Regions from separate parts of the Homo sapiens genome. Here region 2 is linked to region 1. The links are chromatin loops, found by intact Hi-C in ENCODE. Cell type or tissue: left lung. All regions are shown on one strand. Each heading gives the region's core, and the rest is flanking DNA. Links, peaks and the distances in the headings are about the cores only.

Region 1 (14,166 bases), core at 61-8,060:
TCCCCGCGCTGGCTTTAATGCAGTGTTTCTATTAGGGAAGGTTCGGGGGTGGGTTCTTGGATGAGTAAGTGGCTGGTGGAAGAAAAGGGGGTTCTGGAAAGTTATGTCTCCTCATAGGTCTCGTGTGCACATTTGGGCGGAGTTACTGGGACCCTGGGGTGGAAACTCGGGCTGTGCAGACTCCAGCTGGCCACAGTGGTTCCAGCTGTGACCTCAGCCAGTTCCAAAAGCTCCTGCAAGCGAGTCTCAGCATCCCAGCAGGTGGCTTCTTTTCCCGTCTGCCATCTGTAAGTGTGAGCATTTCGGTTAGTTGCTGGGTTCTTTAGCTCTTTGGGGCCGGTTCCCCAGCCCTAGACGTGTTCCTGCTGCCCCCACCGTGTGCCTCAGACGGCGCTGGCTCTGCGGTGCCTTCCCCAGAGCTCCGATCCATCTGTGGACGGCTCTGTGTCTGCCCTCCCGTGCCATTGGGGTCTTCCTCATCTGCACGTCTTCACGTGCTTTGCTGGTTTTGTGGATTTGCACACACGTGTCCACCTCCTCTGGGCCTGGTGTTTGTGGCATCTGTGGCAGTTTGAATAACAGCCCCAGGGAGGTCCACACTCGAACCCTGTGGCTATGGGGCCCTATGTGGCAAAAGGGACTGGGAGGGTGGGGTTAAGTGGAGGATCCTGAGGTGGGAAATTATCTGGGGTTATCTGCATGGGCCCGACATCATCATGAGGGGCCGTGGAAGAGGGAGGCGGAGAAGGAATGTGACGGTGGCAGTGAGCGTCGGCGGGAGGGGAGAGCCTCAGCCCAGGAATGCAGGCAGCCTCTGGAAGGCAGGAAAGGCAAGGCATGGAGGCTCCCGACCTACGGGAGGAGCACAGCCCTGCCGAACCTTGGTTTTAGCCCAGTGAGACTCCTGACCTCCAGGACTGAGAGAAGAGTCTGATTGCTTTAAGCTGCCAAGGCCGTGGCGGTTCACTACAGCAGCATCAGGAGACCCATGCAGTAGCTGTTTCTTCTCTTTGAAAATGTCTAGGATTTTCTTTAAATCCTAGTGTCTTGAAGTCTTATCATAGAACTTTTGGAATGTTATTTGCTATTGTTGCTTTTGAAACAAGGAGTACAAAATAGGTGGCTGTCCATCCGGCCCCTGGTGGACGTGGTCCTCTGGGGTCGTATCTCTGATCAGCCGCAGCAGCTGTGGGCCCCAGGCTTTGGGGGTTCTGTTTTGCTCTTGCAGCTTTTAAACTTAGAACAAATTAAATGCTGAGGACCTCACACCAGAGGCAGCATAAAAAAGAACTCCAGGGAACCAGGAGGCCACGCAGAATGAAAACACAGGTGTTTGGGGTCCTAGTGGGCCCCAGGGTTGGCTCTGGGGGTTCTGTGGCCAATTCCTAGCCCTGACAGTGGAGCTGAGGAGCCCAGCACGGCTGCGGAGCTGTCATGGTCCACAGAAAGCCCAGTCTCCCCACGTTGCCCCCATAATTCAGAAAGCCTCCCAGGCCCTCAGAGCCCTTCCCAGCATCTGCAGACAGACCCTGTGCTACCCAGGACTCTGAAAATCCTTGTGTTCCTGGTTTTGTTAGGAACCAACCGTTTCTCTTCTTGTTTCATTGGCTAAGTTGCTGAGGTTGCCACCTTTCAGAACGTGGGTTCTGAACATTGAGAGAACCCGAGCATGGGCCAGGACTGTCATCTCGAGGCCAAGGGGCTGGTGGCAGGACACTGTCCCTGCAGCAAGTATGGCACCCACACTTCCGGCTCCCACTGCGGAGGGCTCTGTGCCTGTCACCCTGAGACACACCAAGGAGGCCCCTGCAGCCCTGCCCCTTCCACATGCACCCCTGGAGGGTCTGGCTCTTGTGCTCGTCAGAATCCACAGATCAGGTCCTAGAGTTCAGTGCCAGACAGTGTCTGTCTCCTGATAAACACCCACTTCGTGTTATTAGCCAGTGAGGCTTATAATATCGAAAGTCTGTGTGCTTCTCCTTTTTTCTTGCTTTGGTTCCCAGGAAGCCTGGAATTGTGAGGTCTGTGGGCTGAGTTCTGTGCCTGGAGCTGGCCTCCCGTGTGGCGTGGCTCTGCTCTCTGTGGCATCACAGTGGGCACGTGGGCATGGCTCTGCTCTCTGTGGCATCACAGTGGGCACGTGGGCATGGCTCTGCTCTCTGGCATCACAGTGGGCACGTGGGCATGGCTCTGCTCTCTGTGGCATCACAGTGGGCACGTGGGTGTGGCTCTGCTCTCTGTGGCATCACAGTGTGCACGTGGGCGTGGCTCTGCTCTCTGGCATCACAGTGGGCACGTGGGCGTGGCTCTGCTCTCTGTGGCATCACAGTGTGCACGTGGGCATGGCTCTGCTCTCTGGCATCACAGTGGGCACGTGGGCATGGCTCTGCTCTCTGTGGCATCACAGTGGGCACGTGGGCATGGCTCTGCTCTCTGTGGCATCACAGTGGGCATGTGGGCATGGCTCTGCTCTCTGGCATCACAGTGGGCACGTGGGCGTGGCTCTGCTATCTGTGGCATCACAGTGGGCACGTGGGCGTGGCTCTGCTCTCTGGCATCACAGTGGGCACAAGGGCGTGGCTCTGCTCTCTGTGGCATCACAGTGTGCATGTGGGCGTGGCTCTGCTCTCTGGCATCACAGTGGGCACAAGGGCGTGGCTCTGCTCTCTGGCATCACAGTGGGCACGTGGGCGTGGCTCTGCTCTCTGGCATCACAGTGGGCACGTGGGCGTGGCTCTGCTCTCTGTGGCATCACAGTGGGCACGTGGGCGTGGCTCTGCTCTCTGGCATCACAGTGTGCACGTGGGCGTGGCTCTGCTCTCTGGCATCACAGTGGGCACGTGGGCGTGGCTCTGCTCTCTGTGGCATCATAGTGGGCACGTGGGCATGGCTCTGCTCTCTGGCATCACAGTGGGCACGTGGGCGTGGCTCTGCTCTCTGTGGCATCACAGTGGGCACGTGGGCGTGGCTCTGCTCTCTGGCATCACAGTGGGCACGTGGGCGTGGCTCTGCTCTCTGTGGCATCACAGTGGGCACGTGGGCGTGGCTCTGCTCTCTGTGGCATCACAGTGGGCACGTGGGCGTGGCTCTGCTCTCTGTGACATCACAGTGGGCATGTGGGTGTGGCTCTGCTCTCTGTGGCATCACAGTGGGCATGTGGGCGTGGCTCTGCTCTCTGTGGCATCACAGTGGGCACGCAGGCGGTGAGAGGGGTCTGTTCTGGGTAAACACCCTGACCTCGAGGTGTTGCTTTCTCCTCCCTGACAGCTACACCTTCCAGCAGGTGCAGGAGCACACGGACCAGATTTGGAAGTTCCAGCGCCATGACCTGATCGAGGAGTACCACGGCCGCCCCGCCGCGCCGCCCCCCTTCATCCTCCTCAGCCACCTGCAGCTCTTCATCAAGAGGGTGGTCCTGAAGACTCCGGCCAAGAGGCACAAGCAGCTCAGTATGCCAGCCCCAGTGCCTCTCCTGAATGTCCTGGCCACCCGGGTGCAGAGGGGGTGGAGATGGCATGGCAGCTCTGCCCAGAACCCTGGACGCTCAGCAGGCGTGCAGGTCACTCAGGCTGCTGGCCTTCTGCTGGCCTTGAGCAAGTGGTGGGGGCTGAGCCCAGAGGCCCCCTTGGGGGCAGGTGTGCGATGGGCTCTTCCTGCCACTCAGGACTGGCCCCCTCCCACGGGGCCCCCCCGGTGGGTCAGGGCTTCAGGGCCCACCTCCTGAGGATTCCAGGTCCCCTGGTCTGTCCGCCCACCCTGACAGAGAACAAGCTGGAGAAGAACGAGGAGGCGGCCCTGCTATCCTGGGAGATCTACCTGAAGGAGAACTACCTCCAGAACCGACAGTTCCAGCAAAAGCAGCGGCCCGAGCAGAAGATCGAGGACATCAGCAATAAGTATGGGGGCTCCGGTGGGCCTGGGGGCGGGAAGCCTCTGGGGGACCTCCTGCAGGTCCACAGGCACCATGAGTACATGTCCCACCTGGGGAGGCCCAGCAATGCCTCACCGGTGAGGGAGCGCTGTATCCCGTGGCCCCTGCAATGCTGCAGGCATCCGGGCCTGTGCCCACAGCTGACCCAGGACCCTCTGCGGTCCTTAGGAAGGCTGGGCCCCACAGGGCGCAGGGTCAGAGGCTGGGAGGGAAGCCTTGGCGGCTGGGGGAGGGGCAGGTTGGCCCGCAGGATCCGGCTTGGAGGCCTGGGGGCATGTGCACACGGGGTCCAGGCTGGTTTGGGGGTGGTTTGCTCTGTGAGCTTGTTGGTGCACAGCCTTATTATAGCTTCTGCAGGACCTCGGCAGCCCAGCCCTCGGGGTCAGCCATGCTCAGCACCGTCCTCCCTCTCAGCTCCTCCCATCTTGCTTCTTTCCAAGGTGCGAGGTCAGTGTTGGGGGAACATCTGCTCCCTTCTCTCCACTGCCAGGCCTTCCGCCCTGCTAGGTGTCAGCAGGGCCTAATGGCCCAGCAGCGGGCAGCAGGAAGGGCTGCCCCCAGTGTCCTGCTCTCAGTGTGCGTCTCACCATGGCATGAGAGGAGGAGGGGGAAATGGACACGGTGCCACCTAGTTATGGCCGTGTGGAGGCTCCTGCAGCCACAAACAGGAGCATCCTGGAGCTGGCAAGGGATGGCCAAGACCAGGCCAAGTGCCCTCCCCCTTAGAGACATGTATGTACTCCTGCCTTTCCATACCTCCCTCACCTTGTCTGTAAGATGGAGACACGATAGTCCCTGTCTCTTGGAGTTGTTTCCAGAATACAGTGGGGTCCTGACTGTAAAGAATTGAGCACATATGCTGGAACTATAACCAGGGATCTGCTAACGTGGCTGGTGCTTTTATCATCACCCTTACTTATGAGTAGTGGGGGCGGTGGTGGTGATGGTGATGATGGTGGCTGCGATGGTGATGGTGGTGGTGGTGATGGTAGTGGTGGTAGTGGTGATGTTGGTGATGATGGTGATGTGGTGGTGATTGTGATGGTGGTGGTGTTGGTGATGGTGGTAGTGATGGTGATGATGATGGTGATTCTGATGGCTGTAATGGAAGTGGTGGTGATGGTGGTGGTGATGGTAGTGGTGGTGATGTTGATGGTGATGATGGCAGTGGTGGTGGTGGTGGTGGTGATGGTAGTGGTGGTGATGTTGATGGTGATGTTGGCAGTGGTGGTGGTGGTGATGGTGGTGATGGTGCTTCTGATGGTGGTAATGGTGGTAGCGGTGATGGTGGTGGTGGTGGATGGTAATGGTGATGGTGACAGTGGTGGTAGTGATGGTAGTGGTGGTGCTGGTGCTGGTGGTGGTGACGATGGTGGATGTGGTGGTGGTGATGATAGTGATGATGGTGATTATGATGGCAATAGTAATGACGATGGTGACAATGTGAGGACCTTAATGAACTAGCTGATGTCAAAGCCCCTTCTAGCTCCCATTCTGAGTGAACTAGATACACGTGTCCTGTTTGCTTGAGTCTGGGCATGATGACTTCCAGTTGAGCCCTTGGCATGCTCTTTGCCTAGAACAGTCTTCTCCCAGAGAGAGTCAGGACTTGCTGTCTCTCTCTATTCAAGCCTCACTTCATTGGAGGGCCTTTCCTGCCCTCCACCCACCCTGTCCCCATCCCCTGTCGTTCTGGAATCTGGATGTTGGTTGGTTGGCTGGTGGGTTTGTGGGTTGTGTCATGTCTAACTGCCAGGCTCCATGTGAGAGTAGGGACAGAGTCCCACATGTTCCCCATAGTATCCTGGGATGTAGAGCAGGCCCAGTGCCTAGAAGGCACTGAGGAAATCCTATGCAATTCTGGAACTGCTGTTAGTTCCTGGCCTGGCAGGGTTGCAGGAGGCTGGGGTCGCTGGTCTCCAGGCCTGCTCAGCCCTGACGTTTGGCTCTGATGGTCCACTTACAGAGGAGGGGGGCCTGGGGCCATGCAGTGCCCTGACAACCTTCTCTTACTTGCTGTTGCCAAGTACAGCTTTGATGGATGGCCTCGTCTGGGACTTTGAGCAGTGGCCATGCCCAGGGCCCAGATGCTGGGGGAAGGTGCTTGGGAGAGTTTCTGAAAGGCGGCCTCCGCATGTCAGGATGAAGCTGGAAGGCCACAGCTCTGCTGATGACCAACATAGTCAGGGCTGGAATATGATGGCTGGCATGTGTTAAGGGCTCATTGAGGACCACACCCTTCACCTGCATCATCTCGCTCAACCCTTTTGCAGAGGGAGGTATTTTTCCTTCCACTTTTACCCATGAGGAAGTGGAGGCCCAGGAAAGTGAGAGAGGTGGCTCAGCTTCCACCACTGGCCAGCGGTGTGGCCTGGAATGCAGGCCCCAGCAACTTTGCAGCCTCCTGCCTTAAGGGAGTGGGCTGGACCCCAAATGAATCAGTCCCAGGCCGGGCGCGGTGGCTCACGCCTGTAATCTCAGCACTTTGGGAGGCCAAGGTGGGTGGATCACAAGGTTAGGAGATCAAGACTATCCTGGCTAACATGGTGAAACCTCATCTCTACTAAAAATACAAAAATTAGCCGGGTGTGGTGGCGTGCGCTTGTAATCCCAGCTACTTGGGAGGCTGAGGCAGGAGAATCGCTTGAACCCAGGAGGCGGAGGTTGCAGTGAGCTGAGATCGCGCTGCTGCACTCCAGCCTGGGCGACAGAGCAAGACTCCACCTAAAAAAAAAAAAAATTTAGTCCCAAATGCCTCTCAGCTCCTGCCCTATCCCAGACATCTTAAAGCTCAGAGCTGGTCTGCTGCCTATTTCCCAGCCTAGGTGCTCAGTGGAAGTTGGGCGCCTCCAGTTATTTTCTGAGGTTGAAAAAGCTTAACTAAAATATAACTTTGCAGGCCAGGCACAGTGGCTCATGCTTGTAATCCCAACATTTTGGGAGGCTGAGGTGGGAGGATTGCTCGAGCCCAGGAGTTCAAGACCAACCTAGGCAACATAGTGAGACCCCCATCTCTACAAAAAATAAAAATAACAATTAGCCAGGCACGGTGGCTCATGCCTGTGATCCCAGCTACTAAGGAGGCCACAGCAGGAGGATTTCTTGAGGCCAAAAGTTTGAGACCAGCCTGGGTAACATAGTGAGACCCCATCTCTACAAAAAATAAAAAAACAACAACAAAAAAGGAAAGAGTAGCCAGGTGTGGTGGTGCACATGGGGTCAGAGTCCCAGCTGCTCAGGAGGCTGAGGCCAGGGGTTCGAGGCTGCAGTGCGCCATGATGGTGCCACTGCACTGCAGCCTGGGTGACAGGGTGAGACCCTGACTCTAATGCATATTTGTATGTGAGTAGAAGTTTTCCCAAGATGAGCCTGCAGAACGTGTTTCCGCTGGGCCGCTGGCTGGTGTGCTGAGCTGTCACTCCCATTGGTCAGCAGCTCTTGCTCATCCGCAGAGGGGCCTGGGACAGAAGCTGATGTGCTTCAGTCGACCTGATCTTGCAGAACACGGGCTCCAGGGAAAGTGAGGAAAGAGCTCCTCAGCCCGTACCAAGGGCCCTAGCCTGGTCACCGTCCCCTCCTCCAGTGAAGAAGCTGGGCACCTGGGAGGCGCATGAGTGTGGGGTGCCATAACCTTGCAGCACTGAGGTGAGCTGAGTTCACCAAAGCTCCTCGCCCACAGGGCAGGGCTGGAGCTTTGGGGGTCAAGGACAAGCTCTGTCTGCAAATCTAGACAGTTCCTGCATCTCACGGTGGTGGAATCACGCGGGTCCGAGAAGGCTCCAGTAACCACCCTCGCATGTTTGCAAGGCTGTCTGGGAAAACATGGCAGGTGCGGTTAAGCGGCTTTTGTGGGATTAAGCAAAATGAAATGTGGGTGAAAGGAGATGCCCAGGCCTGGAGCGAAATCACTTTCTTCCCTCTCCCTAGATAACTGTTTAAAGTGGGTCATATCCCCAGAAAGTTTCTGTGTTACTAAAATAGTTGCTCAGTGTATTATAAGAATATCACTTGCAGTGGGCGCTGTGGATGAAAGGAAGTGAGGGAGCCCAGGGGACAGCGGATGAGAGCTGGAGACTCGGGTTTGCCCACAGAGTTATTTTAACCATAAACACAGCAGGCCGAGGCTGGGCGAAGCAAAATAAGACAGAAACCAAACATTTCCAGAATAATAGCGCCGCTCTACAACCCCACAAAATAAGACAGAAGCCAAATACTCCCAGAAAAACAGCGCTGCTCCACAACCCCCACAAAATACGACAGACACCAAACATCCTTAGAACAGCAGCACTGCTCCACGACCCCCACAAAATAAGACAGAAACCAAACATTTCCAGAATAATAGCGCCGCTCTACAACCCCACAAAATAAGACAGAAGCCAAATACTCCCAGAAAAACAGCGCTGCTCCACAACCCCCACAAAATACGACAGACACCAAACATCCTTAGAACAGCAGCACTGCTCCACGACCCCCACAAAATAAGACAGAAACCAAACATTTCCAGAATAATAGCGCCGCTCTACAACCCCACAAAATAAGACAGAAGCCAAATAACTCCCAGAAAAACAGCACTGCTCCACAACCCCCACAAAATACGACAGACACCAAACATCCTTAGAACAGCAGCACTGCTCCACGACCCCCACAAAATAAGACAAAAACCAAATATTCCCCAAGCAACAGTGCCGCGCCACATCACCCCCAAAACAAAACCAACCTCTGCTGTGCCCAGAGGAAGTTTCATTGTTTGTGACCTGTCACCTGGCCCTCCCTCAGTTCACTCACCTCCCCCTCTCTCCTGGGACCGACAGGCTGCCAGAGCTTGCCATGTGAGCCTCGGCTGTCCGTCTGCTGAGACATCTTCCCCTCTGGGGCCCTGGGCAGTTTGGTTCTATGGGAGAAATGCATGTTAGAAATAGTTTCATATTAAGAGGAAGCAAAGGCTGACACAGGGCCTTGGTGGCTGCATCTGGCAGGGCTGTCTGCAGAGCGGTGTGGCGTTCCCAGGGCCCCAAGGTGTGGTGTGCGTCCAGCTCAGCTGCTTCCTCTTTCAGGGTTGACGCCATGGTGGACCTGCTGGACCTGGACCCACTGAAGAGGTCGGGCTCCATGGAGCAGAGGTTGGCCTCCCTGGAGGAGCAGGTGGGTCCGAGGTCGGGGCCTCCGTCAGGAGGTGCCACTGCTGGGCCTGGTGGGCGGCTCTGCCATGTGGTGGCACCAAGAAGGAGGGCTCTGAGGAGTGATGGTGAGGAGGAGGCCGGAACGTTGGGGCAGCCATTCCCAGCTGGAAGAGGCACCCTGTGTGTCCTCCAGAAAACCCCGCCCAAGGGTTTCTGTGACTGAGTTCCTTCTGTGTGCACTGAGGCCTCCACGGCCGGGCTGTGCTCCTCGCTGCTCCCAGGAAACAGAGTGCTTCTCCCCTCCCGGCCTCCAGGGAGGCTGTGGGACTCTGTGCCTGAGCCCTGGAGAGGCCGCAAGACCGAGGTGGGGAGGACTTAGAGACGGCCTCTCAGGGTCTGCTCCCACCACCCCATCAACGTCCACCAGCTGGGCCGGGCTGTGCTGTCCAACAACAGCACCTGCGGCCACGGCAGCCCCTGCGGGCAGTGCTGAGCCCTGTGGATGGCTCAGCCACCCTGTGCTGCTGCTCCCAGCCTTGCTCTGTGGGGCAGGGCTGGGACCTGTGCTGCTGGGGCATCCACCATCCACCAGTCCTGCCCGTTGCACCCAGGGGTCTGCCCAGGCCGCCCTCTACCCCTGTCTTGGCCATGCTGGGACCCCTGACAGGGTGCCCAGCACTGAGCCACACGAGTGAGACATGTCCCACTGTCCCCTGTGGGAGGCGCATCAGCCTCTGGGGAGGCTCCTCCTGGGAGGTGCAGGAACCCTGGAAGCCTCTGGCTTTGGCGGCCTGTGACCTCTCCCTGTGGTGCAGAATTGCCTGACTGTGCCTTCATGCTGGCTCCATCCTCTGGCTTGTCCAGTGCAGTGACAGTCCCACTGTTGTGTCTCTTGGGGAGGCTGCACCATCAGATGTGTGACTTGGCAGCCCCCGGGGGGAGCCGGGTGGGCCTGGGGCAGCGTTCTGGCTGGCTTGGTGGCTGCCTGGGGAGGACGTGGTGTCTCACTTTCAAAGGGCGCAGGGGCTGAGTGACAGGGGTGGGGCTCCTGGCTGGGGGAGTGAAGTCTCGGTGGGCAGTGGGGTGTGTACCATGCGTGTGGGTGGCAGGTGCTCACTGTGTCTCGGGCCATGCCTTCCAGGTGGCCCAGACAGCCCAAGCCCTGCACTGGATCGTGAGGACGCTGCGGGCCAGCGGCTTCAGCTCGGAGGCGGACGTCCCCACTCTGGGTGAGTGGGTGGCCAGGCCAGCAGCTGGTCTCCAGCCGCCTGTTTCTTTTGGGTCTGGGGTCAGTTGGGAGGAGAGGCAGCTGGGGGTGGGGGGCTCTGTCCAGGAGGAAGGCACTGGCTGCAGCCTGTTCCAGGCAGGGCCAGCGCCCTCAGGAACTCAGCCCACCCACCGACGCTGGCGCCGAGGCCCCGCCCAATCCCTGACCTGACCTGGTTCCTGGACGTCCACGGGGAGGCCTGGCCTGCTGTGCCCTGAGCTCCCCACATACCGCACTGCAGAGTGGGGGTGCGAGGCGGGCGGCTGCAGACTGTGTCTGAACCTGGTCACGTAGGCTGAGTGACGAGAAGCAAAGTCTGTTTTCCTAAATTCGCAGCCGGCTATGAAATGCACATCAGTAGCCTTCCTCGGGCTGCTGAGTTTCGCCGGCCCTCAAGGAGCATATTTGCCCTCGTAACCGCACTGCGAGTTCAGCTCATTGCCGAGGGCCCTGACTGCCGCTGCACAAAGAGGCAGGTGCCGGCGGGGACGCTGCCTGAGCTCCCGTGGCTGTCCTCCCTGGGGGCCCTGCCCACTTCAGAGCTGGTGTTCGACCTGCATGGCCATTTGGGCTCGGGGAGGTGGAGGAGCCCAGATGTTTTGGCGGAAGGACCACAGAGGAAGTCCTTGTCCTGCGGGCGGGCACCTGAGCCCGGGCTCCGCCTTGCGTCACGTCTTCCTGACTGTCCCCAGCCTCCCAGAAGGCCGCGGAGGAGCCGGATGCTGAGCCGGGAGGCAGGAAGAAGACGGAGGAGCCGGGCGACAGCTACCACGTGAATGCCCGGCACCTCCTCTACCCCAACTGCCCTGTCACGCGCTTCCCCGTGCCCAACGAGAAGGTGCCCTGGGAGGTGAGCGCCTGCCCAAGCCCAACCAGGCGGAGTGGCCGGGCCCCTGGGGAGGGGAGGGCGGCCCTGTCCCCATCCATCTGGTATTAATCCTGGCTCCCAGCCACTGCAGCCACAGGGGGATCTGTGCGTCTGGCAGCCCCTGTTTGACATTTGAGGAAACCGAGGCACAGAGAAGTCAAGTCACAGGGGCCTCACAGCTGGAGGTGGTGGAGGGGCCTGAGGGGGGCACACTGATCCCCACAGAGCTCGAGGCTTAGGCTCCTCCCATGACCATCCCAGGGCCCAGCCCCCCGGCCCCATTCCCCCAGGTCATGCCCTGGTCCTAGACCCCACCCACCCCGGTGAATGGCTCTGGCCCCTTTCCAGGTGCCAGGCATGGAAGAGAGACAGAGACACAGAGACAGAGAGATGGCTAATGGCCCCTGGGAGACCCCCGCCCTCCTGGTGCAGGGCTTCTCTCTGGCCTATCCAGAACATTCCAGGCTGCTGCTTCCGCTGCCTCCCCTTGGTCTCTACCACATAGAATCCTCCTTGCCTCTAGGGTCCAGCTTAGCCCCCTGCCCCACTCTGGGAAGACCCCCAAGGCCCCCAAGTCACGGCCACCTGCCCTTCAGCTGGCCCCAGGGTGGGGGTCCCTGATCCCAGCCCCCGGCCCTGCCCAGCCCCCAGCTCTGCCTGGCACCCGGATCTGCCCAGCTTGGAGCTTCTGCCCTGCATGTTGGGATGTTGGGGTCGGGTTCAGACCCAGCTGAGCAGCCCTTTCACCCTGGTGCCTGGCCCAGCTTTGCAGTGGGGGTAAAAATCTGAGGGAAAACTCCCTGTTTTGCGACAGACGGAGTTCCTGATCTATGACCCACCCTTTTACACGGCAGAGAGGAAGGACGCGGCCGCCATGGACCCCATGGGAGAGTGAGTATGAGCCGCTGTCCGTGCTCCCAGCTGGCCCCAAACCCAGGGCCTCCTAGGGGCTCCCTTGAGAATCCCAGTCAGAGCCCAGCCCGGGGAGGTCCAGGTGAGCAGGAGGGGCCCGTGGGGGCCTGAAGGGGCCCAGCTCCTACTGTTGTGTACACCCAGCCTGCAGCTACTCGGCTGGGCCCTTGGTGGGGGGGTGATCCCTCTGCCTGTCTGCTCTGTCCCACCTGCAACACGGGCACACAGACACGCCTTCTCCTCTGCTCCCAGCACCCTGGAGCCACTGTCCACGATCCAGTACAACGTGGTGGATGGCCTGAGGGACCGCCGGAGCTTCCACGGGCCGTACACAGTGCAGGCCGGGTTGCCCCTGTGAGTGTGCCCCCTGCGGGCCCCGCCCCGTCAGCCTTTGGGGTTTGCCTGGGGGGCAGGTTTCCTCTCTGGGCAAAGGAAGCATTTTTCTCATAAAACAAAATCAAAAAAAGCACGTGAGCCACCGAAAGGAAGAAAACATCAACTCACTGCATCTCCGTAGCCCCCAGGACTGGGCTTGGGGGCGTGGGACTTGCCCCCTGGCCTCGGGCAGGCCCTGCCCCATGGTCCCTGCCGTAATCTGGGGACGTGGATTTGTCTGTGTACGTGGGGATGGCTGTGCTGGGAGAGGACGATGCCTCAGAGGATGGGCAGGGGCTGTGCGGCAGGGAGGGGACACGGAGATGGGCACTGGCAGGCTTACCTGGCCGGGAAGGTGGCCTCGCCTGGCATCCTGTTCCCCACAGGATCGGCGCTGCACCCATCACACAGGTGAGGAAACCCAAAATAAAGGTGTCAAGTGTCCTGTGAGCACCTACAAGTGCCCTGGAAGGAAGGAGCCTGGGAGTCTTGGACCCTGCCATGAGGAGGAGGTGGAGGAGGGGCCACCAGAACCTGGGACTGGGGGGTTGCCGGGATGTGGGGCATGAACCATGGAGCAGAGGAACCAAAGGGTCTGAAGGACGGGGGGACTGCGTGGCAGGCCTTTGCAGAATGCTCTGGAACAGGGTGTGGGCTCCTCTGCCTGGAGCCGGAGGTTGAGTAAGGAGGTGGTAGGAGGCGATGGGGCCTGAGAGCAGAGGTCCTGGCCAGGTGGCTGCAGCTGCAGGCGGCCCGCTCTGGTGTTGGGGGTATGTGGGACGGGCAAGGGCGGGTGTTTAGGGAGGTGCATCCGGTGGCTATGGGAAGCTGACGAGGAGAGCAGCAGGTGCCTGGCATGGGCAACAAGGCGTGAGCACCTGCTCTCACGGGTGGCTGCCACACAGGCAGGTGTGTCAGGACTTGGCAGGACGTGGTGTCCATGCGGGCTTTAGTAGTGCAGAAGAGCACTTTCTGTATGCACCATGCTTCTGTTGTGGACTTGCGAATCATATTTTCATTATATTTCCTTAGGTGTGTTCTCTTTCTATGAAATTATAAAGACACACCTTCCTATATTCATTTGATACATTTTAAAATTAGTTTTTTTCACTGAGACTTTAATACAGCTGAAGGCTGATTGTATAAGGTGTGAGGAGGGGCCTGATTTATTTTGTGAATTCACAGAGAAAGTGAGCTGCCTGACTTCATTTCCTGCTAAGATCTGGCCCCTCCCCTGAGGTGTGGCTCCTCCCTGAGGTGTGGCTCCTCCCCTTAGGTGTGGCTCCTCCCCTTAGGTGTGGCTCCTCCCCTTAGGTCTGGCCCCTCCCCTGACGTGTGGCTCCTCCCTGAGGTGTGGCTCCTCCCCTGAGGTGTGGCTCCTCCCTGAGGTGTGGCTCCTCCCTGAGGTGTGACTCCTCCCCTTAGGTGTGGCTCCTCCCTGAGGTGTGACTCCTCCCCTTAGGTGTGGCTCCTCCCCTTAGGTCTGGCCCCTCCCCTGAGGTGTGGCTCCTCCCTGAGGTGTGGCTCCTCCCCTTAGGTCTGGCTCCTCCCTGAGGTGTGGCTCCTCCCCTGAGATGTGGCTCCTCCCTGAGGTGTGGCTCCTCCCCTTAGGTGTGGCTCTTCCCTGAGGTGTGGCTCCTCCCTGAGGTGTGGCTCCTTCCCTGAGGTCTGGCTCCTCCCTGAGGTGTGGCTC
Region 2 (15,177 bases), core at 4,265-12,264, 80 kb after region 1:
CTGGCTCCTCCATCAGCTGAGAGCTGCTTCCACTCAATAACACTTCGCACTGATTCTCCAAGCCCAGGTGTGATCCGATTCTTCTGGTACACCCAGGCAAGAACCCAGGATACAGACAGCCCTCTGTCCTTTTGATAACTAGAGGGTCTCATTGACCTGGTTAACACAAGCTGCCTACAGACGGCAAAACTAAAAGAGCACCCTGGAACACACGCCCACTGGGGCTTCAGCTGTAAACATTCACCCCTAGACACGGCTATGGGGTTGGAGCCTGCCTGTCTGTATGCTCCCCTAGAGGTTTGGGCAGCAGGGCACTGAAGAATCAAGCCACACCCCCATCGCACACCCTGCGAGGGGGACAAGGGAACCTTTCTCTTTTCAGTTGGTCTTAATAAACACTGAGTAAATGAATGATTACGCACTCAGAAAAATCAGTTATCCTCTCCCACTCCGTGCCTGGGAAGTACCAACGGGTACTGAAACGTAATGAGTAATGTCTAGAGATTTTCTCCACAGGATAGAAACAAAGCTCAAAGAGGCAGCAAGTTGAAGAAAGTGTGACACTGTTTTATTTTTAGGATTTTTTCCTCTTTTTTAAAATAAATATACGTGTAGAGAGACAGGGTCTCCCTTTGTTGCCCAGGCTGATCTCGAACTCCTGAGCTCAAGCTGTCCTCCCACCTCAGCCTCCCAAGGGCTGGGATCACTGGCATGAGCCTCTGCACCCAGCCCTTAGGATTTTTTTTTCTTTTTTAAAATTTTAATTATTTTATATATATTTTTAAGTTCCAGGGTACATGTGCAGGATGTGCAGGTTTGTTACATAGGTAAACGTGTGCCATGGTGGTTTGCTGCACCTGTCACCCTGTCACTAGGCATGAGGACCAGCATGCATTAGCTCTTTTCCCTAATGTTCTCCATGCCCCCTGGCCCAGCCCTCTCCCAACAGGCCCCAGTGAGTGTTGTTCCCCTCCCGGGATTTTTTTTCTTAAGGAAACACACCACATCAGGCGTTGAAGTGAGTGTATTGACTGTCTGAGGTTTGTGTGCACTTTTTAACCAGAAGTCATGGCTGGGGACACAAAAGCACCTCCTTGCCTATGTAGTTTTGTTCCTTTACTGCTTTAAACAAGCAAGATGTGGTTTGCATTCCTTTCGCTGCTGGTGTTGTTGGCTTTGTGTTTCTCAACAGAAATAACTTGCCTTGCCTTTGCTCTCAAGGTTGTGAAAGCCCCCCACCCCCATATGTTCCTTCCACTCATTTGTCACCGAGACCCTCAGTGTTGCTATCTGTGCATAATGTGTGTGGGTCGGGTTGTGTCAAGCATCAGACGACGTCGGTACCTCTCCTCACTGTGAAGGATGACCCTGTACACACCACTGCTCTAGGCAAGGATGCGACCCACCGTCCCGGGGTTAACCACATCAGTGTCACCATCACAAGGGGGTGACAGCCCTTTACAGATTACATCTCCTTTTCCTGGTGATTCTCCCTCTTAATCCCTAAATGAGTCCTGCAAGATGGGTGTTGATTCTTCCTATAGCACAGCTGAAAGAGTTGAATGGCTCGTCCTAGAGCACACAGTTTGGCAGGGCTGAGTAAAATGAAACCCAGTGCTTGTCCCTCCAGGCTGCGGCGAACCTGCACTAGAGTTTTATGAAAGTCCAACTTCCTGGCGATAGGCAGAAAAAGCAACGATCACCTTCCCTGATATTTTCACCTAGCAGACAGTCTTCAGCCCAGAGAACATCTTCCCAAAGTCCAAGACAGAAGGTACATGTAGAAATGAAATAGAGGTTCCTCTTCAAAGGGACTTTCCTCCCAGTCTAATTCAGAATAGATAGTAACCTCTTCTAGAAGCAAAGTTTACTCAAAGACCTGTGTTAATATTCTTAAATTCTGCTAGCTGTAATAAAGAAATCAATATACTCTGTTCTTAGCTCCCACATTTTAGTCTAGGTATTTGCCCTGGCATGCCTGAACCAGTCCAAGCAAGAATTAGGTCATAGCCTCTTCCTCTTCCTTATTTGGAAGTGTTTTTGCCTCTCTCAGCATTCCACAAGTTACTTCCTCTCTTCCTTTGTTCTCCTCTGCCTTTGCCTCTTTTGGGAAGTTCTAAGTTGCTAGCCAATCGAGACAAACAGAATGTAAGGTCCCATTCCAGCCGATAGAAACTGGGCACAGCAGTAGGGTAGCTGCGTCAGGTTATAAATGACCCTGTCTTTTTTTGTGTGTGCTCTTGTGGCAAGACTGCTAGCGAGCGGCACCCTTTCTGCAGAAAGTAAACTAGCCTTGCTGAGAGATCCTTTGTCTCAGTGTTGATTTCTGCAACACCGAGCACCCGTTCCCAACAGTAAATGTGTCTGCCTGTGTGTGTACACATCCACCCATCAGCCACAACCCTATGCCTGAAGCCAGGCACTAGAATGAAATTCTCAGGGTCATGTCATGTTTCAGATTTCAAGTCTCACTTCCCGCACCTGTTACCATTTGGGTCTATGTCTCCCTCCCAGATCATCCTCTGATTCTACCAGAGCCAAACCCGGAACCCTCTGCTCATTTCACCCTTTCAACACACATTTTCCAGGCACTTCTGCTGCTCAGCATCTCCCAAGGGTGAGCCCTGAGCTCTTGCAGGGATGAATGCTTTCCATGGCTTTTCTGTCTGCCTGCAGTTACAACCCCTGATCTCTGGGGACAGGACCTGCCAGGTCTGTCTGGAGAATACCCATGTGAGACTGAAACTGGCTTCTCCCACTCTCAGCCCCAGTGACCTGCTCTGTAAGGCTGGTTATAGGTGTGGCTGCTGCCCCTGCCCAAATGCTTTAGGTTTCCCTCCTGGGATTCTCCTGCCCCTCTAAGCAGCTCTCCAGGGGACCCCATCCTGACAAAGAAAGCAGAAAATGGAGTTCCTGATGAGAAAAGAACTGTTCTGTGAGGAACACAAGTCCTTTTACATGATCGGGCACAGAGAGATGTGGAGAGGGGACAGGAGTCCTGTCCTTCTCCCTCTGAGCTGTGTGTTCATCTTCAGGAGCTGCGTGCGATGACCATGAGGAGCCACTAACTAACAAATCATGCCCACCGGATGCTGCAACCTGCACCACGTAGCTTAGCAGTGTTATTTCTGTGAGCCAGCGAGACTCCCGACAAGCAGCTTTGTGTCGGCCTGCTCCATGTCACCCTCTTTTGCCTTAAAAACCTGCCTATAATGAAGGCCAAAGAAAGCAAGCTCATGGCCGGGAAGCTCACAGCCAGGCGTACGTGGGTGTGAGTCTTCTGGGCTGCTGTCCTCACCCTGGCTCAAGTCAACTCTTTAAGTTAGACTTCATGCCTCAGCCTCTTCCTTTTAGGTGAACACTGATGGGAATACAGGAAGGGCCCCCATCCTTCCCTGTCTGAAGCTCAGACTCCGCATGAGAGGACTTCCCACTCCATCTCAGGATGGAGACAGCCTGCTGAGGATGCAGCTTTGTCCAATGAGGTCAGGAGGGCTGGTGGCAGCGTCTGTTAATTCCGTTGGGGCAGCCAGTGGCAACTGGCAGTTATTCCAGCTGAGGATGCTGGGATGGATTTTTTTTTTTTTTTTTTTTTTTTGAGACAGGGTCTTCCTCCGTCATCCAGGCTGGAGTGCAATGGCATGATCTCGACTCACTGCAGCCTCAACCTCCTGGGTTCAAGCAACTCTTCTGCCTCAGCCTCCCAAGAAGCTGGGATTACAGACGTGCACCACCAAGCCTGGCTAATTTTTGTATTAATAGAGGGTTTCACCGTGTTGGCCAGGCTGGTCTCGAACTCCTGACCTCGTGATCCTCTGCTTCGGCCTCCCAAATTGTGGGGATTACAGGCGTGAGCCACCGCACCTGGCCTGGGACGGAATTTTAAGTGAACTGCGGCCCTTAGCTCATGAGCCCAGCTTCGGTGTCTGATGAAACGACACCGCAGGGATGGGGGAGAGGGGAAGATTCGCAGGTCACGCCGAAACCTCTGGTTAGCCCCGGCTTCCACATCCTTCCCAAAATCTTTAGCCCAAGTGCCGCACAGCCCCTTTTGCATGTCTTCCCCACTCCTTGGTGGCAGAGGCCCCTGTTGGTAAAGCAACAATAGAGAAGTGGAGAAGATAAAGAGCTGTGAAAACTGCCCCAGAGAAGCTGCAAGAAGCTTTGCTGGAATCAGGTTTTGCATCTCCGAATCGGAGCTCCATTTGTTGGGTCGGGGACCATGCTTAGTGGTTCAAGAACTGACAGAAGAGGTGTTTGCAAAATGCTTGTTGGGAGGATAAACAGCTAAAGGAAATTTTATCTGAGCCTGAGAACCGCCTGCACCAGCACAAAAGTAAAGCCCCAGCGCCCTCGGGCCAGGCCTGCTGGAAAAATTCCCATGTGTCAGCCCCAGGAAGACGTGGGCAAGATGAGGCGTATCCTGACCAACGCAGGAAATGGCCCTGCTCTTCTGCTGGCCCCTCTTCCACCATCGAGGCCGCTCATCCAAGCGGCGGGAAGTAAGAGGGTCAACTTTTGCACGGCCATTGAGAGGTTTCCTGGAAACCTGGCTCTCTCCCCACCGTTGCCCCATGAGCATGGTGGTGACGAGCTTGGGCTCTGAGATCAGAAAGTCTCAAGTGTGAAACCTCAGTCTTCTTCCTTATTAGCTGTGAGACTTTGGGCAAATTACTTAACCTCTCTGAACCTTAGTTTCCTCAAACTGTAAAATGGGGCAAATGTTGGGTGACACTCAGCATAACGTCAGAAATAGTGCCCAATAAATGTTGATCTCATCGGCCCCACAGCCCATTCCGCCACTCTCTTCTTTCTCTTCCTCCCCACAACCCAATTTCATCATTGCCTACAAACAGCCACAGGATAGAACTCGGGACAGTTCGGGACAGCTCTGGACAGCCCAGAGGTTATTTACAAGTCTAAGAGCAATCAGTGTGTCCTGCCCAACTGCCCAGCTGTTTGAAAAGCACAGTAAGAAGCTGGTGCTGTCCATAAGCCACATAGCTTTCTAGGAATGACAGGGGTGTGGATTTACAAAGTCACTCTTGACCCTTTAAAATAACACAACTATTTTCTGCTCCCACCATATCTCAAGTGGCACCCAGATTGTGAGGCCTTCCATCCAGTGAGTAGTGTCAGCTGGAGAGGTGGTGACTGATTTAGGGCTCCGGTTTAGGGCTGAACCAGGGTCAGCTGCTTCTTTGTGTGTTGGTCCCCTTCTGCGGAAAGCAAAGGGATTGGACCAGATGATCGTGAAAGAACCTTCCGATGTTAAGATGTAGAGTTTCGATGGTTCCATGATAGAGAGGGATCACAGAAAAGCTCCACAAAGCTTAACCTCCCAGGGGGACAATTACAATAATGTGAAGTTAATGCTAACACAGGATAGTTTGATGTGGGTGTGACGGCATAGGGAGGTCGGGGGCCTGGAGGCTTCTCAGACTCATTCTCAGCACCAGATGTGGCATCAGGAACAGCCTGAAGGGAGGCTAAGGGATCCCGCCCTCTCCCCAGCTCTGAAGATGCCTCCACAGTGAAGAAGAGACAGGGAGCCCCCAACTCTGCACTTTCACTGGCTACTCCCACACTGCGGGGCAGGGGAGGAGGAAGACCCCAACACCTCCCACCACCGCTACAGACCCCGACCAAACGTCAGTTCTCACCTGCGCCACCGCCCCAACCACCCCTGAGAGCCATTAGGTGACAGTTGTGCTTCACCCGCAAAAGGTCTTCCTTTGCCAATTTTTGTCACAAGTTTTTGCATATTGTTTGCATAAATTTGCAGGTAGGATTCAAAAGGTCCTGATTCCAATTACACAAGAGAAAACACACTGACTGCAAGTGCAGTTGAAGAAGGTTCTCAGAAGGGCACGCTGGAACCGCTCCCCGGTGCCAGGAGAGGTGTTTGAACTACGTGCTGCTGGGGCGCCCAGACGGGCTTCCCCACGATCCAGGAAATCAGAGCTTTTGCAACGTTGGCTTGAAATCGTGGCTAACAAGACAGAAAAGTGCTCTTCTCAACCCCAGGGGAAGACTGGGGAGGTGGGCGGGGCCCCAGGGCCCACTGATTCCATCCAAGAGGGGGCATGGAAGGACAGCGGCGAGCCCACGTCTGGAGCTTCTCCCTCCTGTGAAAGGCAAACAGAATCCTGAGATGCCAAACTCACTGTTCCAAAGGGAAAGGGAAAGCTTGGAAATGGCGTCACGCAAAACCTGCCTCTCAGGAGAACCAGTCTGTTTCTGAACAGAGAGCTTGCAAGACGGCCGGCCATGTATCTCCCCGGGAGGCCTCCCACACTCTGACAGTGTCGATGAGCAGCTGATCCTCGCGAGTGTGGGACAAAAGACTAGGGCTTGCTTTTATTTTTGTTCAGGGACACAGAGCCAACACCACCAGCTACTAAAGGAATAAAACCACATCTTGCTTGTTTAAAGCAGTAAAGGAACAAAATTGCATAGGCCAGGAGGTGCTTTTGTGTCTCCAGCCGTGACTTCTGGTTAAACACTCGAGAAAAACACAGGCTTGGCTTTTTCTTCTTTTCTGTGTCTACTCTATCTGACGTCAGATGCAGGTTTGCTGAGTGCCAGGTGAGTGCCTAAAGGGCTGTTCCCCCACCTCCCCCTTTCACTTGCAACGTGCACTCAGTGCGTGCTAATTAAAGCCTCCCAGGAGCCTGACCACTGGCCTCATTGCCCACCCACCGTCTTCTCTCTCCCCCTTCCCCCTGCCCTCTCCTCTCCTCCTCTTTTAAATACTCAGCACCTCAAAATGCTCTCTGGAAAAGGCCTGGCCACAGGTCCTGCTGTGACTGGTGCCACTTTTTCCTGGGCAGATTCTCAACCTTGGCATCATAACCCTCTAAGCTGACTGAGACCTGGCTCAGACACTTTCAGTTTTGTGCTCCAAACACTGAGTGGTAACTTTACCCAGAAGTTCTTAGATTTTCAGCCACTCAAGCCAGGCTCTGATTTCCAAAATAAGTCCAGATCTAGAACAGTTTGGGGAATGAAGGGATCTGGCTGAGAGATGGGAGTTGGAACAGTTGCGACACCGTCAGCCTCACATGAACAGAAACAAATTACTCAAACAAGAGAAGAGCAAGGCCCAACTGGAAAAGCATGTGGGTGAGTCTGCAAACCAAAAAAGTACCCGACCCAGGCCTCGATCAATGGAGAAGTTTATTTTGCCAAGGCTAAGGATGCACCCAGGAGACAGGTCTGTGCCTCTCTCCCAAGATGATGTTGAAGGCTTCAGTCAAGGGGAAAAGCCGGCTGGAGGGGGCAGAGGGAGGAGGGTGTGGTCACATGACTGATTGCTCCATGCTGCAGGAGAAAAGGAGCAGGTGGGAACAGTCAGTTACCTGTTTATCTCGTGCTCAGTAAATTGGCACTTTCCATGAGATAAGGGGCACACAGAGCAGCCACTAGTGGAGATGCTGACCCTCTCATCTGCAGCTGTCTGCTTAGGGCAAAGGGAAAGGCAGCTTCCTGCAGGACTCAGCTTTCAGCTTTTTTCTTCTTGGTTGAGTGAATTGGGGTGTCGAGTTTTTAATCTTCCTTTCACAGGTGCTGACCCAATGAGGCCAATCATGTGTGATTGGGACCTTCTGAGTGACTTGGTGGAAAGCAGGGCCCAACCCTCCTGCCCAGGACGCTTGGGAAAGCCTTGCTGGCTGGACGGAGGGGAAGGAGGCTCTCGGCGACTGCCCCCAGAGGGGAGTGGCTCTCCACTGGCCACAGCGATGGCTGGAGTGAGACCTGAGCCCCGGAAAAACACGAAGGTCCCAAAGCCGGCAAAAGTAGACACTGAGTTTATTATTTGCCAGACAAGGGGAGGCTTCCATTTCATTACGAAAGGTCAGGAGTGCTCTCTGAGCTGAAGGTGAACAGACAGCTGCGGTGTAGGAAATAGGAAGTTTTGTCCACAGTTCTGATTGGCGGAAAAAGCACATTGTAAACTCTCTGAGGATCGCTCCTGTTCCGATTTGTGTTGCAGAAGCAGGAGCACCGTTCCTGGAAGACCGTGGCAGGTGTGGTCTGGGCTGCGTGGCCCCGGAGCCTGCTGTCTGAGCCTCTTCTCATGGAGTGGGGGTGGTTTCTCTGGCACCTACATGGGTTAAGAGGGAGGACCCCTGGGGCCTTGCGCCCATCACCCCCTCTCATCCTCACTGCCTGTGACGGACAGACAAGCAGCTCTCCCAGCTGCAGAGACAAGATGACCACAGGAGAGCCAGCAGAGGATGCTGTTACCAGGGAGCTAGGACAGCCAGCACACAGGCAGACGGAGGCACGCAGCCTGAGTCCCAGTCAGCTGGAGGACATGTGATTAAAATGCTGCTGAATAGGGAAAAAATCCCGGGCCCAGAAGTTGAGGTCCCTGTGGGTGGGGCCGTGGGGAGGGGGTGCGACCCAGGCCATGCCCAGGCTTGTGATTTCTGACCTCGCGCTAGTGCATTTACGGGTAAACTGAGGCTGGGAGGGAAGCCTCTCTCTGTATGGGGAGGTGGTCCTCTGTCCGTGTCCGTGGTGAGGGGCTGTGCCCACCCGCTGCCTAGAGAGGAGCACCGGTGCTTTTGTAAAGAGCAGTATAAATACACTTCCGTTCAGATAAAACACAATAAATAGGTGGCGGCAATGGCGGGACGGCACCACACCTGCTCAGGCGGCCGGACGCACACTGCAGGAGTGGCTGGCGAGAGGCCAGCCGCAGGGACATGAACCGAGGTCCTGTTGTTTGAGGTAAAAATGTATAGAAACGGTTCCTTGACAGCGAAATCCCCGCTTGACACTCAGATGGGCGAGCACTGGCAGGGGCTCTGGGCCTCTGCCTGCAAGACCAGACCGTCACTGGGGCTGTGGCTCAGAAGGACTCAGAGGTGGATGGATGTCCCTGCCCGAACCAGGGCCGCAGATGGCCCCACCTGCACCCTGCCTGATGCCCAGGCCCGGGATGCCCTAGGCTGGGCCCACCTGGACGTCCAGGGTCAGTTGGGGGAGGTGCTGGGGTCCCGCCCCACCTGGCCACCCCAGTTGCTGCCGGGCAGCCGCGGCCTCAGCGTGTCCTCAGCCGCAGGACCCTGGAGAGGGGCTCCTTGGCGCTGGAGTAGATGAGGTAGGCACCAGCCGTGGTGCTGAAGGCCTCCCAGTCCCTGCAGCCGACGGTGGGGAGGCTGTGCACCGCCACGAAGCCCTCGTAGCCCTGCCACCTGCGGAACAGACAGCGGCAGCCGGGTCAGCCTGGGCTCTGCGGGGCAGCTCCTCTCCCCCGGCTCCCACCCGCGCTGTCAGGGACCCAGCAGCTCTGGGTCACATCTGAGCCTCTTCCATCCCCCCGACTGGCACAGCGTGGGGAGATCGATTCTGGGCCATGAGGGCCTTCTCATCTTGCAAAGCAGGAGGCTGAGGCCCAGAAGAGGAAAGATTCCAGATCTCACCAAGATCCCAGCGCTACCTCCTATCCACCCAAGATCCTAACCCCGGGGACCCCCAAACGTGCAGTTCCGAGGGTCGGCCTCAATCGTGAGGTGCGTGACTTTCCCCAGGGCCCCCCTCAAACACACGCAGGCCACCACGCAGGCTGGAACCCCTCCGTCCTCAGATACAGGAGCCCAGCTCTCTGCCCGCTGCTCTGCGGCCCCACGTCAGGGGCTGCCCCAGGCCCTCATTCTTGCTCTGGGCGGCTGCTGGCCGCCAGGGTTTGCCTTCAAAAGGACTCATTTATCCCAGGAGCTTCCATTTCCGAGGCGTGGAGTCCCCAAGGCAGGGCGCCGACATCAAAGGGCACGAGTTGTTTACATTTAATATTAAATAATAAAGTATGAAAATAAATTCTTCCAGACTGCTTTCTGGAAAAACCGTGGTGGCTTCTGCTCTCACGGGAAAGGGCAGGGTGGGGTCCCCCTGGGATCCCCCAACCCACTCCACTGCCCATCTTTAACACACTTCCAAACAAATGGGGGAGAACCTGGCAGGGTTTTGCTTTGAGGACAAATCCCTTATAATGTTTATTCACACTGTTCATCTTTTCTTCTAAAAATTCATATTTATATCTTTTGTCCATTTTTCCAAATTTAAAGACACATTTTTTATTAGTTTGTAAGGGTTGGTTTTCTGTCGTGTGTGTGGTAAAGAGTTTGTCTTTTGCTTTTGAATAGGATGTCTGTTTCCATAGAAAGCTTTTAACACAGGTGGTCGACCCAGTGCCTTTCCTTCTGGGCTTGTCTTCTTCATAGAACCCTGAGGTTATACAACTGCCTTCAGCTTTTCTTCTTTTTCACATTTGGACTTTTAATCCATATAACATTTATTTTTGTGTACAATGTGAAGTGGGGGTAAGCTTTGTTTTCTTCCAGATTACATGAAGCTAATCTCCCGAATCATATGGAGTTATCAAGTAAAACCCATCCTTTTCTCATTGCCTTCAAATATAGCATTTATGGCCGGGCGGGGTGGCTTACGCCTATAATCTCAGCACTTTGGGAGGCTGAGGCGGGCAGATCACTTGAGGTCAGGAGTTCGAGAACAGCCTGGCCAACATAGTGAAACCCCATCTCTATTAAAAATACAAAAATTAGCCAGGCATGGGCTAGGCGCAGTGGCTCATGCCTGTAATCCCAGCACTTTGGGAGGCCGAGGCGGGCAGATCACAAGGTCAGGAGATCGAGACCATCCTGGCTAACACAGTGAAACCCCATCTCTACTAAAAAATACAAAACAATTAGCCAGGTGTGGTGGCAGGTGCCTGTAGTCCCAGCTACTCAGGAGGCTGAAGCAAGAGAATGGCGTGAACCCAGGAGGCGGAGCTTGCAGTGTGCCGAGACTGGGCCACTGCACTCCAGCTTGGGCGACAAAGCGAGACTCCATCTCCAAAAAGAAAAAATAAAATTAGCCAGGCATGGTTGGCCCATGCCTGTGGTCCCAGCGACTAGGGAGGCTGAGGTGGGAGGATTGCTTGAGCCTGGGAATTTCAGCCTGCAATGAGCTGAGGTTATGCCACTGCACTTCAGCCTGGGCTACAGAGTGAGACCCTGTCCCCCCCAAAAAATAAATAAGAAGGAGATATTATTAAAAAGGTACCCAGGCCCAGATGGCTTTATAACTGAATTTAACCCAGCTGTCAGAAATGAGAGAAAAAATCCTATTCTTCAGACTATCCCAGTCCACAGGTGCAGTTAGAAAGCCCTGCAGTGTGTATTTACTGTTAGGCTTCATTTTAAACTGGATAAAGTTAAGTCCCCAAAAGAAAACCACCGAGCAATCTAATTTCCTATTATAGATGCTAAAAGCTTAAAGACAGGCAATTGGAAGCCAGTGGCTTATTCAATAATTCTGCATCATCACCAAGTGGCATCGGGTCTAATAACGCGAGGAGATGTCTCACTATAAATCATGACATCAACAGTAAACATAGTGGACCGCACCACGCACTCACAGATGCCAAAGGAGACCTCAGCCCTGGCCCGGATGGCCCACAGCCCATCAAACGGCCATGCTCAGATGTGCTCGTTAAATTAGAGCAAGGTGGGACAGCTGCCACTTCTGCCGCCATCCAAGATTGTTCTGGAATCTTTAGCTAGGGAAGCAAGCTACATAATCAATTAGAACACTAGAAATCAAGGGGAAATGTTCTTTATTCTCAGAGGTAATTACATTCCTAAGTCCCCTGAGAATCTTTTTAAGAAAAGCTATTAGAACTGATTGGTTAGGGGGCGAGAAAATGATTGTCATGATGAGCAGCTGCAAATGAAAGTTAAAAAGCCAACCCCATTCGTTAAACGTACGATACTTGGAAAACTCCTGGAAATAAATGAGAACACCACAGTGTCTATGAGAGAAAAATTAAATATCAACAACTCCCATGTTAGGATGTCCACACGCCGCATCCCTGACAGAATCCAAAGGCAGAAGCACCAGCACTCGTGGGTTGTGGCTACACCCGGGGCAGGGCCCCAGCTCAGATCCCACACGGGTGCAGCCAGCGCCGGGCCATCCACTGGGCCCAGCCAATCTCGGAAATGACACCTGACTTGGGACTCGCTGTGAGCCGGTGGCACCTGCGAGAGAAGGTGAGCCCCCGGGGGGAAGCAAGGCTCTGGGAGGAGGCCGGCCTCGGTGAGCCCTTGGGGGGAAGCAAGGCTCTGGGAGGAGGCCGGCCTCGGTGAGCCCTCGGGGAAGTAAGGCGCTGGGAGGAAGCTGGCCTCAGTGAGCCCTCGGGGAAGCAAGGCTCTGGGAGGAAGCTGGCCTCGGTGAGCCCACAGTGGGGAAGCAAGGTGCTGGGAGGAAGCCGGCCTCGGTGAGCCCTCGGGGGGAAGCAAGGCTCTGGGAGGAAGCTGGCCTCGGTGAGCCCTCAGGGGGAAGCAAGACTCTGGGAGGAGGCCGGCCTCGGTGAGTCCTCGGGGGGAAGCAAGGCTCTGGGAGGAGGCCGGCCTCGGTGAGCCCTTGGGTGGAAGCCGGCCTTGGTGAGCCCACAGGGGGGAAGCAAGGCGCTGGGAGGAGGCCGGCCTTGGTGAGCCCACGGGGGGAAGCAGTGTGCTGGGAGGAAGCTGGCCTCGGTGAGCCCTCGGGGGGAAGCAAGGCTCTGGGAGGAGGCCGGCCTTGGTGAGCCCTCGGGGGGAAGCAAGGCTCTGGGAGGAAGCCGGCCTCGGTGAGCCCTCGGCGGGAAGCAAGGCTCTGGGAGGAGGCCGGAGTTGGTGAGCCCTCGGGGGGAAGCAAGGCTCTGGGAGGAAGCCGGCCTCGGTGAGCCCTCGGGGGGAAGAAAGGCTCTGGGAGGAGGCCGGCCTTGGTGAGCCCTTGGGGGGAAGCCGGCCTTGGTGAGCCCACAGTGGGGAAGCAATGTGCTGGGAGGAAGCTGGCCTCGGTGAGCCCTCAGGGGGAAGCAAGGCGCTGGGAGGAGGCCGGCCTTGGTGAGCCCTTGGGGGGAAGCCGGCCTTGGTGAGCCCACAGCGGGGAAGCAAGGCTCTGGGAGGAAGCCGGCCTCGGTGAGCCCTCGGCGGGAAGCAAGGCTCTGGGAGGAGGCCGGAGTTGGTGAGCCCTCGGGGGGAAGCAAGGCTCTGGGAGGAAGCTGGCCTCGGTGAGCCCTCGGGGGGAAGCAAGGCGCTGGGAGGAGGCCGGCCTTGGTGAGCCCTTGGGGGGAAGCCGGCCTTGGTGAGCCCACAGGGGGGAAGCAATGTGCTGGGAGGAAGCTGGCCTCGGTGAGCCCTCGGCGGGAAGCAAGGCTCTGGGAGGAGGCCGGAGTTGGTGAGCCCTCGGCGGGGAAGCAAGGCTCTGGGAGGAAGCCGGCCTCGGTGAGCCCTCAGCAGGAAGCAAGGCTCTGGGAGGAAGTTGGCCTCGGTGAGCCCTTGGGGGGAAGCTGGCCTTGGTGAGCCCACAGTGGGGAAGCAAGGCTCTGGGAGGAAGCCGGCCTCAGTGAGCCCACAGTGGGGAAGCAAGTCTCTTGGAGGAGGCCGGCCTTGGTGAGCCCACAGTGGGGAAGCAAGACTCTGGGAGGAAGCCGGCCTCGGTGAGCCCTCGGGGGGTAGCTGGCCTCGGTGAGCCCTCAGGGGGAAGCAGGGCTCTGGGAGGAAGCCGGCCTCGGTGAGCCCTTAGGGGGAAGCAAGGCACTGGGAGGAAGCTGGCCTCGGTGAGCCCTCGGGGGAAGCAAGTCTCTTGGAGGAAGCTGGCCTCGGTGAGCCCTCGGGGGAAGCAAGGCTCTGGGAGGAAGCTGGCCTCAGTGAGCCCACAGTGGGGAAGCAAGGCTCTTGGAGGAGGCCGGCCTCGGTGAGCCCACAGTGGGGAAGCAAGGCTCTGGGAGGAGGCCGGCCTCGGTGAGCCCACAGTGGGGAAGCAAGTCTCTTGGAGGAGGCCGGCCTCGGTGAGCCCACAGTGGGGAAGCAAGTCTCTTGGAGGAGGCCGGCCTCGGTGAGCCCACAGTGGGGAAGCAAGTCTCTTGGAGGAGGCCGGCCTCGGTGAGCCCACAGTGGGGAAGCAAGTCTCTTGGAGGAGGCCGGCCTCGGTGAGCCCACAGTGGGGAAGCAAGGCTCTGGGAGGAGGCCGGCCTCGGCAGCTCATTACCTGTAAATAATACTGTTCACCGAGAAGGTACGCCCATCGAAGGAGTTGGCCACCACCAGGAAATAATCTTCTCCCACCGAGAAAAACTCCCAGTCCAGAGCACTGCAGGAACAAGTGGGTGGATATTAGGACACAACAGACATCGCCAGGGAACTGGGGGATTGGCCAGAAGCTACCTCCAAAATTTATAGAGGAGGAGCCGGGGCCAAAGTGGGGAGTGATTTTCTCACAGTCACATATGTGTTGGTCTATTCCAGGAAAATGTAAATTAGTTGTTTGCTTAAAAAAAATTTCAAATTTTATTTTATTTTATTTTTGAGATGGAGTCTCATTCTGTCACCCAGGCTGGAGTGCAGTGGCGAGATCTCGGCTCACGGCAACCTCTGCCTCTCGGATTCAAGCGATTCTCCTGCCTCAGCCTCCCGAGTAGCTGGGATTACAAGTGTGCGGCACCACGCCCGGCTAATTTTTGTATTTGTAGTACAGACAGGGTTTCACCATGTTGTCCAGGCTGGTCTTGAACTCCTGACCTCAAGTGATCTGCCCACCTCAGCCTCCCAAAGTGCTGGGATTACAGGCATGAGCCACCATGCCTGGCCTCAAATTTTAAATTATGGTAAAATACATATAACATAACATTTCCCACCTCAACCATCTTTAGGTGCACAGATCAGGGGCATTAAGCACATTCATACTGCTGTGTGGCCGCCCCCACCATCCACCTCCAGAACGCCTTCATCCTGCAAAACCGAAGCTCTGCACCCAGTAAACATCACCCCCTCCCCCCTCCCCCCCCCCCCCCCCCCAGCCCCGGCACCCACCACGCCACTTTCTGTCTCTATGAATTTGACCACTCTAGGGACCTCATATGAATGGAATCGCACGGTATTTGTCCTTTGTGTCTGCCTTAGCTGAGACTCCAGTGACTCAAGGTTCATCCGTGTCGCACTGTGTGTCAGAATCGCCTTCCTTTCTAAGGCCGAGTAACGCTCCGCTGTGTGAATGGACACGTTGTGTTTGTCCATCCGCTGACAGACACTTGGGGAATTTCCTCCATGTGGCTACTGTGAATGCTGCTGCTATGAACACCGGGGTACAAAAGTCCACTTTTAAGAGGTTGAAACAATC

Evidence for each region. A loop is a pair of places that touch in the nucleus more often than their neighbours do. Peaks named below come from ENCODE experiments on the same cell type or tissue, not always from the same donor. Only the 100,000 strongest peaks of a DNase experiment are listed, where the experiment ranks them.
Region 2: a loop joins it to region 1, with 5 times the contacts of the local background. A loop is called at or near these places in 3 of 110 quality-filtered maps.

What each region holds. Positions count from the first base shown.
Region 1 is chr21:44,414,660-44,428,825 of GRCh38, forward strand. It overlaps TRPM2 (transient receptor potential cation channel subfamily M member 2), which reads left to right. Exons shown (of 32, transcript NM_003307.4): 21 at 3,268-3,449; 22 at 3,764-3,896; 23 at 8,986-9,073; 24 at 10,193-10,280; 25 at 11,011-11,168; 26 at 12,001-12,077; 27 at 12,351-12,452. It overlaps TRPM2-AS (TRPM2 antisense RNA), which reads right to left and starts at 10,904. Exons shown (of 3, transcript NR_109964.1): 1 at 10,491-10,904; 2 at 8,717-8,822; 3 at 1-285. RefSeq lists enhancers at 8,752-8,811, 11,827-12,738, 12,739-13,650. In left lung, for the core only: no CTCF peak of the experiment used is centred there; a DNase peak (open chromatin) is centred at 4,092; H3K27me3 peaks cover 1,528 bases.
Region 2 is chr21:44,490,731-44,505,907 of GRCh38, forward strand. TSPEAR (thrombospondin type laminin G domain and EAR repeats) reads right to left here. Exons shown (of 12, transcript NM_144991.3): 11 at 14,050-14,151; 12 at 7,163-9,206. The coding sequence ends at 9,053. LINC02575 (long intergenic non-protein coding RNA 2575) reads left to right here. Exons shown (of 2, transcript NR_155204.1): 2 at 1-412. Among named protein-coding and RNA genes, the nearest start is that of TSPEAR-AS1, 7.7 kb to the right of the region's middle. RefSeq lists enhancers at 893-1,393, 1,394-1,894, 1,421-2,620, 12,432-12,951. In left lung, for the core only: no CTCF peak of the experiment used is centred there; DNase peaks (open chromatin) are centred at 8,651, 9,039 and 12,051; H3K27me3 peaks cover 4,742 bases.